Linked DNA regions of Homo sapiens: region 1 is linked to region 2. A link is a contact called in ENCODE Hi-C or POLR2A ChIA-PET data. All regions are on one chromosome and are shown on one strand. Each heading gives the region's core, a stretch centred on a gene start or an enhancer-like site at or near the end of the contact. The rest is flanking DNA. Distances are from core to core; before and after follow the strand shown.

The links. Hi-C counts contacts between places; a loop is a spot of excess contacts on that map. ChIA-PET counts read pairs that join two places held with the same protein, here RNA polymerase II (POLR2A). Pooled maps may share reads with other maps.
Region 1: a loop to region 2 is called in a map of CD14-positive monocyte, with 2.3 times the contacts of the local background. The contact joins the promoter of LINC00607 here to the enhancer-like site in region 2. A Hi-C loop is called at or near these places in 4 of 168 maps with a recorded cell type or tissue (CD14-positive monocyte, Caco-2, breast epithelium and 1 more) and 2 of 50 pooled maps. POLR2A ChIA-PET finds 5 or more read pairs at or near these places in 4 of 52 experiments (A673, GM12878, HepG2 and 1 more).

The regions. Positions count from the first base shown.
Region 1 is chr2:215,839,724-215,845,744 of GRCh38, forward strand. It overlaps LINC00607 (long intergenic non-protein coding RNA 607), which reads right to left and starts at 3,813. Exons shown (of 10, transcript NR_037195.1): 1 at 3,603-3,813.
Region 2 is chr2:215,791,061-215,796,639 of GRCh38, forward strand. The region is part of intron 1 of LINC00607 (long intergenic non-protein coding RNA 607); the gene reads right to left. Among named protein-coding and RNA genes, the nearest start is that of LINC00607, 50 kb to the right of the region's middle. Within about 2 kb of position 2,856, at least 8 of the 41 ENCODE cell types and tissues checked have a DNase peak (open chromatin) inside an H3K27ac peak, as active enhancers do; they include A673, CD14-positive monocyte and endothelial cell of umbilical vein, where a contact is called at or near this core.

The DNA of each region.
Region 1 (6,021 bases), core at 2,563-5,062, 50 kb after region 2:
TTAAATTCTGGAGTGAGATTCAGCTGGAATATTCTGGTTAGTGTATTGAAACAGTACCGTCCTGGCTGGCAATGAGCTACTTCTTGTAGCTCCCCCTTCCCTCTCCTCCACCCTCAACAGGTGGCCCCTTCCCCTTGCTCTGTTTCAACCACCTACAAACACCTAGGCCACTCCCCCGACAGCCACTGTCTAATAGCCAACAGTCCCTTCCCAGTACTTCAACTCAGTACACAGGGTGCACTGGCCTCCCTGTGGGCAAATGCTGACCAGCTCTCTGTCCGCCATCACCACCCCAAGTTGTGGCTGCCCATCAGCCTTTCCCTGGAGTTGCCCCACGTGGTTCTGTGTTGCAACTGCAACCTCTACCCTAGGCTGCCACCACCTACCCATTGTTCAATATATTTAATATCGCCTGCACCCAAATCTCTACTTTTAGGCCAGGATTAATCCTAGACACACACACACATTCACATACCCCCCACACACACACAGAGGGTTAAAACTACAGTTAAAAGTGCTAGGCCAGATGAAGGCAATAAAATAATAACATCAGCTGTGGAGAGAGAAAAAATGAAATAGTTGGAAACCAAGCAAGGTCTGATACAAAAAAATAAATTAAAATAAAATCTGAGCTTTGTAGTTCTCAGACACAGGTATACGGAATAATTACATCAGAGGGTCTTAAAATGCAGATGTCCAGACCTCGAGACCCAGACTGAATCAGGAACTCTGAGGGTCCCTCATGGAGACCACTGTGCACAGCAGAGCATGGCTCTGCTCTAGATTATTTCTTTAAAAAAAAAAATGGAGTCTCACTCTGTCATCCAGGCTAGAGTGCAGTGGTGTGGTCTCAGCTCACTGCAACCACCGCCTCCCAGGTTCAAGCAATTCTCCTACCTCAGCCTCCTGAGTAGCTGGGATTACAGGCACCTGCCACCATACCCAGCTAATTTTCATATTTTTAGTAGAGACAGGGTTTCACAACGTTGGTCAGGCTGGTCTCGAACTCCTGACCTCAGGTGATCCACCTGCCTCGGCCTCCCAAAGTGCTGGGATCACAGGTGTGAGCCACTGTGCCCGGCCAGCTCTAGATTATTTCTAAAGCATTATCAACCCTGTGTGGATTTCTTAAGACCTACTGCCCACCGATCCCACCTGCAGACTTTTTTGCTGATTGACCAAGCTGCCAAGAGTTGAGGTGAAACTGAAAAGAGGAAGGGTAAAAATAACCACAAAGACAAAAATTGAAATAAATGACAAATGAATGAATACTGTATTAAGAAAAGTGTAAAGCAATCTCTCTACTGGGTGACATAAACTATTGTCTTCAAATTATTTTTACTACCAAACAAGGTTATAGGTTTAGGGTTTTTTGTTTTGTGAGGTTTGTTTGTTTTTTTTTTTTTTACAAGCAAAGAAAAAATGAAATATTATCTTCAAAATGTACTTTCCTTGAGTCTGTGTGGCTATTCATTATTCAAGATAACATCACACAGAGCAAATGAAAAAGAGCTGATTGTGAAAAATTATCTGTGAGAATCCTACTGGGAAGAAAAGTCCACGTGAAGAAAAATTGTAAAGGGTTTAGAGCTCATAAAGAATCAACTGAAATAATGTTCAGTGCAAAATTTATCATGTGATAAAAGTTTATGATCATGTGTAATACTCAAAATAAATGGAACAAATCAATGTCAGTATACCTGCTTTCCTTCCTTCCTTCTGTAAGAAGTCTGTACTCTCTTCTGGACATTCCTGCCAGCCCGGCAGGGTCTGTGGCCCTGTGACCTCAGCAGCTGGCCTCTCCCTCCCTCCCTTCTCCTTCCTGTCCTGTCCCTCCACACATCCACACATCTGGATGCCCCTCAGGTCAAGCAGCGGCCTGGCTAAGCAGCCAGAAACAAGGCTTGGATTCCACAGGGCTGCAACTTGGGTACAGCTGCAATAAACTTATCTGCTAAAGGAAGTCAAGACTCAAGTTCAGGGAAACCCTGGTCTGAACACCTAGTCCAAAGGGCTATAGAGCTATAAGTGTGTTGTCAGGCTTCTGCCAGTCAAAACAATAGAAAATTCAGGAGCAGGCCGGGCACGGTGTCTCACGTCTGTAATCCCAACACTTTGGGAGGCCGAGGTGGGCGGATAACCTGAGGTCAGGAGTTCGAGACCAGCCTGACCAACATGGAGAAACCCCTTCTCTACTAAAAATACAAAATTAGCTGGGTGTGGAGGTGCATGTCTGTAATCCCAGCTACCCAGGAGGCTGAGGCAGGAGAATTGCTTGAACCCAGGAGGCAGAGGTTGCCGTGAGCCGGGATAGCACCACTGCACTCCAGCCTGGGCAACAAGAGCAAAACTCCGTCTCAAAAAAAATAAAAAATAAAAGAAAATAAAAGAAAGTTTGGGACTGAAAGGAAGGTTCTGAGAGTGCAGCTCTTTGGTGGTGGCAGGTTTCTGAATGGGCTGGTGGCAGGATGGGACACCTACCAGGTAAGTCTTCCCCTGTCTTCCTGTGTCTCAGCACTGACCATGTTACTGCCTTACTGGAAAACCTCAATGCCCCTCATTCCCCATCCAATAAAGGCCCCTCATGTTCTGGCACTATGTTTCCTTTCCAATCTTATCTCCCATTATTCATTCATACAAGCCCTGAACAAAATTTGTTAAGTTCCTAATGTATGTCAGTTTCTTAAGTGCTAGAGTCAGAGATGATCAGAAGCACTGTTTTCATCTTCCCAAAATCCACAACTAGAAGGCAGGCAGTCCAGAAACCAATCACTTGGGTGTCTAACAGGCGTCTTGAAATTACATGTTCAAAATTGATTTGATCTTCCCTCTCAAACCTGTTCTTCCCACAGCCTTTCCCACTTCAGCAAATGACAATGGTCTTCCTTCCATTTCTTCAAGTCAGTCTTGGAGCCACTCTTGACTCCTTTCTCTTTCTCTTACAGCTTGTTTCAGCAAGTCCAGCTGGCTCTGCCTTCAAAATACAACCAGGATCTCATCACCTCTCACCAACTCACTGCCACCACCATGACCCAAGCCACCATGCTCGTTTCCTGGGTTACTGCTCTAGCCTCCAAACTGTCTCCCAGCTTCCATCCCTGCCCCTCTATAGTAAATTTTCAACATGGCAAGCAAAGCAATCCTTTATATTTTAATATAAGACAGGTCACGTCTGTAGCCTACCTGCTCAAAATCTTCCACTGGCTTCTCATCTCATTCAAAATGAAAGCCAAAGGCATTCAGGTCGTGTCTAGGACCATGCATCCTCTGGCCCCCACTTCTTTTCCCATTAAAAGTACTTATTGTACCACCACCACTCTCCCTCCTCTCACTCTGCTCCCACGGGTGTGTTTCTCAAACACCATCATGTCCCACCTCTGGATCTTTCCTCCAGCTGCTCCCTCTGCCTGGAATACTCTTCCCTAGGATAGGCTCATGGTTCACTCTCTCACCTCCTTTGGGTCTCTGCTCAACCATCACCTTCTGAGAGAACTTCTCCAACCACCTTGCACAAAATAACACTATCTTTCCCAAGCACTCCCTACTTTCCTTACTTAATCTGATTTATTTTTCAACATTGTACTTATTTTCATTTGACATACCTTCTATTTGTGTTATCTGTTCATTGTTCATCTTCCCCATTTGAATAGAAGACACAGGAGTTCAGAGACTTTGTCTGCTTTCTTCACTGCTGTCTCCCCTGCACTTAGAAGAGTGCCTAGCATGTAGCGTGCTCAGTTAATACATATTGAATTGATTAGTTAACTAGCATGAATAGAGAACTGTTTTCTTTTCCTTCCAATTCCTGGATTCAGTAAAATCCTATTCATTTAGTAAAATCCTACTTGTCTTTAGTCTCAGTTTAAAGGTCACCTCTTCAAAAAGCTATACCTGACTCACCCTAGAGAATTTGGTTCCTCTGGCGTGTGCTCGTGATACTTCATTTGCTGGATGGAACATGAGTGAATGGAGTGGTGGCATTCCTGTCGGCCTCCATCTGCCAGTGTGTCATATTTCCACCTCTATTACTCATCATGGTTCTTCTGGCAGCCAGTGACTAAACCAAGTCACACAGCCAACTTGCTTTCAGAACATGAAGTTCCACTTCAGTATTAGGCTACTGTTGAGTCTCCCCCTCACTCCATCCCAGCTTGTACTACCCAGCCCTCCTCCTGGCCCCAGGCAGGGAGCTCATTCCACAGTTCTTCACTCTTTCCCCTGACAGCCCGACAATTCCTCCCTTCACCTTCCATAGGTCTTTTCCCATGAATTTCTTAAATGAAACATAGTGAGGTTATTGTTCACTATATTGGCTTGCTTATAGACATTTTAGAAAACCTCATATTGCATACTAAGATAGTCACTTAGATATGTACAAATATGGCATTTGAAATGTTCCTACAGAATTCTGGGCAACAAGCTCATGGTCCCTAAAATGATCCACTGTGAAATCAATGGTGACTTAACACTTTTTATCTCCAGTTCTTTTGCCAGAAGCATAACATATTACAAGTTCAACAAGAGCCACTTGATGAGCATGGTAGCCATGCCTGTAACCCCAGCACTTTGGGAGGCCAAAGCAGGAGAATCGCTTCAGGCCAGGAGTTCAACATAGCAAGACCCCATCTCTACAAAAACAAAACAAAACAAAACAAAACAAAAAACCATTAGCCAGATGTGGTGGCCCGCACTTGTAGTCCCAGTTACTCAGGAGGCTGAGGCATGAGGATCACTTGAGCCCAGGAGGTCAAGGCTACAGTGAGTTAAGATGGCACCACTGCACCCCAGCCTGGGTAACAGAGCCTTAAGACCCCATATCAAAAAAAACAAAGAACATTTACTTAACCTCAAAATCCGTCTCTCTAAAAGAATAGTTCATCAATGAATCAATCATTCAACATCTAATGTGTACCCAATGTTGGGTTATATGTTTCTCTTATTAGAGGAAACCAACACATGTGAAACAATGGACAGTGTAGTGGACATCACATGATTTGTTCTGCACAGAATCTGTTTTCCCTTCTGGTTTCCCTTCGGGAAAACACATGTCTCCTCCACTCTCAGTCCACTTGTTTTGGGTAGAATTGAACCTATGTTCAGTGTACGAGTAAACAGCGATCCAAGCCTGGCCAGTCAGAGCATCCCAGCCATGGCCACAGTAATTGGCCCAGGGATGGGCATATAATCCAAACCAACCCAATATGAGTAGATTCAAATACAGTATAGTAGTTAAGCAGAAGACTACCTGGGTTCAAATCCTAGCTTCACTAATTACCAGGTGTAAGAACTTGGCAAGTTATCTGCTCTTTGATGGCTCCAGTTTCTTGGGTAGGAAATTGGGAAAATAATTTCTAGCCATAGGATGGTGAGACAGTTTAGGTAAGACGATAAAGGCAAAGTGCTTAAAACCATGCTTGGTACATATTAAACTTTCCATGAATGCTAATCAACTCCATTTTTGGAACTTTTATGAAAGAGGATCTTTCTTCTGGGGCCATCTTGCTAACACATGGCAAGAGCCTGCCTAAGTCAAACCATAGAGGAGAAGCAGCTTAGGAGAAGTGATGAATCCTGGCCACATCAATTGAGTCCCAAGATCTAGATGTGCCTGATATCAACTACCCCCTGGACTTTTTGTTACGTGAACAAATACATTCTCTTTTTTTCTGAAGTAGGTTAATTTGGGTTCCTGACTCTTGCCTGAAAGAGCTCTGCCTAATACAGGCAGTGGTTCTAGGCAATGTGTAATTAAGCGCTAAATGGGTTTCATAAACAGCAGAAGAGAGCAGAATGAGGCAAGTTCAATATGGGCTACTGTAAGTAGTGAGGACAGGGATGGGGGGAGTTCACCCACCTCAAATTCTGCCAGCTCTGGCAGCTGTGTCAGAAAATATCTGGGGAGTAATTGAGATATCATTGTCCCAGAAGCAGTATATTTGTTGATCAAAGAAAACTCACCTTCTAGAAAAAATAATGCCATTACAGAGGTTTTTCTTTAGCACAAATCTCTCGCCTCCCCTC
Region 2 (5,579 bases), core at 1,606-4,105:
GGACTTGTTTTCTACTGATTTTCTTCTAAGCAATTCAAAATTTGACACACTAGCAGAGGGCTTTGAATGGGAGAAGACATGCTCCACAGTGTGGTGAATAAGTAAGTGGCTACAAGTCATCCCTATAGATGAGGGCAGGTGATCTGGCCATTCTAAAGTTGAGAACACAGAGGCTGTGCCTAGGGGAACGACACTGGCCTGTCAACACCCTTGGCACTACTGTGCTGAGCAATTTACATGCACAAGCTCAGTTGGTCTTCATAACAATCCTGTAAGGCAAAATAGTATTTTTGTGACAAATGAAGAGCTGATGTTGAATGAGGTCGAGCAATTTACCCCCATTCTCACAGCCAGAAAGAAGTGGACCTATGCAGACTTTCCTATTCAGCCCATCACTTCTTTTCATCTCACGGGTGTGTGTCACTGAACCCATCGTGAATGGAATTTTGCTTTCTGGGCTCACTGTCAGATGAACTGCCTTGCAGATCCAGCAAGAGGTTCTCCGAGAAGAGTGAGGTAACTCCGGAGGGGCTGAGTCCTGACCTGAATCCTAGCTGACTCCAGAGTCTTTTCTGAGCACAAAAGTCCAAGACATAGCGGCAAAATCTCTCAGCACTGTACTGGCTCATGTTCTCCCCAGCCACTCTAAGGCAACCAGAAGAGGAGGTGGAGATGCCCCTGAAGCCCAGGGCTTTTTATTTACCCCAAACTCTCCTGAAAGACAAATATGTGCTCATCAGCTCCCAGCCTCTCAGGGCTTCCTGTTTTCTTAGGTGCTCTATCACATCTGCTGCTTCACTGCCTTGGGTTAAGTTCACATCCACTGAAGAACAAAGCTGAAGAATTAGGGGTGAGACCCCAGCACTTTTCTTTTTTCTTTCAATCTAAAGCAATTCATAGATAAGCCTCTTTCCCAGCCTGTTTACAAAGAGCTATCCTAAATCTCATTGTTGTATACAAACTCCAGTGTGGGGCTTATCCTCACTCATAGGGCACAGAAGTCTCAATGGAATATCATAAACCATTATTTAGAATAAAAAATTATGACCAAAATGTAACATTTCCACAGGCATCACCAACCCCTGTAATTTTTACCATATTCCATATTTGATTTATCGCCAAAGAGAAACGTGCCCTGAGATCAATCTAAGGCAAAAGGGGGTGGTTTAGTACTCCTTTTCTGATGCTTAGAAGAGCTATTTTTATCATTAATTCAAAGATTTAGAGTAAGGTGGTTCTTGATGAAATTCCTTGTGGGGACCTTAATCTTAAGTCTCCTAGAATCCATCCTTTGCTGTACTACTTTTCTGGTCTTTTTGTGCCAAAATAAGCATTTTTCCTAGACTAAGCTCTTTTCAGTTTTGCTAGTAAAAATCACTGCAGTATACAATGTTATATTGAATATTAATATTGGCATCAGAATTTTCAGAGCATTAAAAAATGCCTGTATGACTGGTACTTCTTATTGAAAACTCATTTAGAATATTTCCCTTGACTTTCTAATTGTTCATTTGAAAATGAGGGAGGTAGATTAGATTATATATGTAGCTCCTTCCAAGTCAGATAATTTCTGAATCTATGAAGGTCTAGAATATTTCTCCAGAATCCCTCAGTAGACTCTCTTAGAAGTTAGTTTTTTAAAATAATTTAGGATAAATATTTTCATCATCCCAACATACTCCAAATAAAATTCATATTATTTTTGCTAAAATATTAAGCTGGGTTTGTTGAAACGTATTCTGAAGGGGAGAAAAGGTATTATCTTTTTCTCACTGATGACAAGGTTCGTGGCTGACACCCCATAACAAAAGACAGATTAACAAGAGAAAATCATAACAAAATTGTTTAACTAGAGTTTTACATGACATGGGAGCCTTCAGAAATGAATACCCTCAAACCAGGGGAAAATTGTGATTTTTTTTTTCTTTTTCTTGTCTTTTTTTTTTTTTTTTTTTTTTTGGCTTAGGTTCTATGAAGAACGGGCAGTCATGTAGAACTACAACTGGACAAAAAGGGAGTATGACCCAGTGGTAATAAACTGAGGGGAACTTAGCAAGAGAGTTCAGAGAACTCCTTTTCTTTTGTTTTCTTTTCTTTTCTTTTTTTTTTTTTTTTTTTTTTTTTTGAGATGGAGTCTTGCTCTGTCGCCCAGGGTGGAGTGCAGTGGTGCTATCTCGACTCACTGAAACCTCCACCTCCTGGGTTCAAGCAATTCTCCTGCCTCAGCCTCCCAAGTAGCTGGGACTACAGGCTCGTGCCACCACGCCCAGCTAATCTGTGTGTTTTTAGTAGAGACAGGGTTTCACCATATTGGCCAGTCTGGTCTCAAACTCGTGACCTCATGATCCACCTGCCTCAGCCTCCCAAAGTGCTGGGATTACAGGCATGAAACACCGCGCCTGGCCGAGAATTTATTTATGGCCATGTTTTAGGGGAGAAAAATGGGAGAAGCTCAGAGTGACCTTCTTGCTTCTGTGGCTTTCTCAATTGTCAAGGTGCTATATTTTGGGGTATCATGCCCTAGGCCCCAATAATTTCCTTTTTCCTTTCTTTCATTTTCTATAAATGCATCTACTTAGCTAAAAAGTCAAATACTCAAATGTAGATTATTTTGTCTATACAAGTTTTGCCATTTAAAACTTTTTGCCATTTAAATTATTTTCTTTATGTGCATTATGGCTTCAGAACGGCAACTCAGGGAAAAGCAGCTTACACCCATACACGTACATGCTTATCTCTTCCTGCTGAAACCAAGACCCCTCTGATTAGTGAAGACTGTTACTTGGGGAATGACTGAGCAGTACATGAGTTTAGGAGTTCCTCCTTTTTGTGTTAAGCATGGTTTGGCTTAACTCCAAACCAGGCATGGGAAGTCTTAGTCACACTAGGCCACTGAGTTTGTATTTGCAAGGAAATCTCTGGTTTGCTTTCTGTGTCACCTAGCACACATCTCCAAAGATTTTACTTGTATCACTTTGAACCCTAGAACAAATATTTTGACATCACACAGTATACACAGCAGAATCCCACAGCTTACAATGCAATAATGCACTTACTTTCAGCAAAGCAAGGAGGAAAAGGAGGGAGAGGGAGCTGGTTAAAACTAGAAGTTTCTACAAGTTAGCTTGCTTAATCAGTAGGAGGTGGGTTTATTTGTTTTGTTCTCTTTTAGTGGTTACTTTCTATTAATGAAGACTGTGTGTACTTGTGTTTGGGGTAAGCTTAGTCATTGACATAGGGACAGGGCTGGAAAACCTAAGTTAAGCTTAGCAAGTTAACACCATAGAGGATAACAACAAAGACTGTCTCTGTAAACAAACTTTAGACCAGGTTCTTTGTGCCCTCTTCTCAAATAGGCCTCATCTTTGGGCCTTGTCTTTGGCCTGCCTAGTCCAGTTTTAGCAAGAATTCTGCTAAGTCAGTCTAGCAAAAATCCCCTATCCTTGATATCTAATCACCCTGGCCTGCCTTCAGCAAGAATTCTGTTAGTCTCTTTAGAAGAATTTCCCTATCTTCGTTGTCTCCTCTTAGTAATTTTCCATTCACGGACCCCCTCACTCTGTTCATTGGATATAAATGCCCCACGGCTTTGCTATATTCAGAGTTGAACCCAATGTCTCTCCCCTACTGCAATAGTCTTGATACCTATTGCAATAGTCCTGAATAAAATCTTCCTTACTGTTTTAACAACTGTCAGAATTTTTTTTTTTAACAAGGGTCAGGCTGTTATTTGTTATGTGTGTTGTAAAACAAAGCATTTACAATCTTCTCCAAGTTTTATAGCTCAGTTTTAGCCATGGGTATTAAAATATGATCTCCTGCCTGGGACCTGAAGGCTCCAAAGCCCTTATTGCAATTGTGCTTAATACATCCCTCTAACCCATCCCCGTTTCTACCCTTCTGGGACAAGAAAAGCTGTGCCTTACTTAAAACTGCTGTGAGCATGAAAACATTCCACTGGATGGGGCTGGAGGCACAGGGTGAGGGGCAGCAGCTCTACTTTGAGCCGTAAAGTGCTAAGTGGGAGTTTCGTTTGCCAAGAAGGGGCCTTCCTGCACAAGGTGGAAGGTGGTGTTGGTGAATGAATAATTGCCAGGGAAGTATCACCAGACACCAGGATAAGATTTTATGGGTCATTGGGAGGAGAAAGCAGCTAACAGCATCCTTGTTGAGTCTTTAGAGGCACAGAGTAGAAGCCCGAGGGAGAGTAAACAGCAAAAATAGTTAAGGAAAAAATAAGCTACAAATAGTAAGGAGGGGAAGTGGGAGCACTGAGCATCAGGGAAATTTCTGGCAGAACTCTAGCAAATGCCTGCACAAAATCACACCAACCTGATGATGCTGTCATTCCTGATCATTTCCTCCAGCCAAGGGGTTGCTCTCCAAACTTACGGAAGAGAGAACCTGAAGGCAGTGACCTACCTATTCACCAGCTTATACATCAGCATGAGTTAGTTATTCCAGCTTATTTTATGAGCTGTTATTCAAGCATTTGAGTATCACCAATGGTGAGGTATTGGGTGATTTATTGCAGAATATTATTCCTCTGTCACTAAGTGTAATGAGATCATTTGCAAATTTTATTTTTTCTCTGCCTTCTAAATGCATGCAATTGTTAGACCACATATTTGACAGCTGATATGATCCACAAAACAAAGGCAGATTCCCTCTATTCATCGTATAACTTAAAGAGAAAGCTTCTTCCCTACCAGTTTCCTAGAGCACTATCAACCTTGCTAACATCTTTGCATCCACTTCCTTGGCTTAAAACAGCATTGAAAGTTGCTTTTGAGTTTCTTAATGCACTGAAGATGCGATTCCTAAAGAACCTGAGAACTATGGACTCTGATGAAGATGCATGTTGGGAGATGTGAGACAATAAGCAGATCAATGCCATTCCATCAGTCTCTTCTTCCCACTGTTCTCTGCAAGTATCTATTGAGCAGAGCATTGAAGTTTATAGCGCTGTCAATGCCATGCAGGGAAGCCCATTGGGCTGGGTGTTTTGTATTTGTACTGTAGATCTACTCTCCACTTTGCCCCTTTCTGTTCCCTGGGAGGCTGCGCTCTGTGGACCATATCACTCCAGCTCACTTGTCCTCTGGCTTTTATTAAGTTTAGCCAATGAGAGTCATTGGCAGGAGATCACAGAGTGAGAGGAGTGAACACCTCTGAAAGCAAATTTCTTCCCACTCTAGCCTCCTCCCACTCCCTCTCCCTCTCTCCCAGGCTCTATTATACAGTGACTGTAATCCTGGCACTAGGCCACTTCTCCTATCGGGTGGAATCTCTCTTGCCAGAGAACTACAGGTTGTACTAATTTCTGGTAACCACTCTCTGCCTTCCTTCAGACCATGCAGGGAGTGATGCCAGTTCCTGCTGTGCTGTTCCCTGTCACCATCCTTTGGTGGTTTGCTTTAACGTTACTCACACATTTTTTAAACTATCCTCTATAGTTGACCTTTTGAGTGGGCCATGTCTTCCCTACTGGGACCTTAACCACAACCTCTTCATTCATTGTCAGGATTTTATATCTACGTCAACTTTCCAAAACACAGCTAAAATCTAAAATGTTGTTT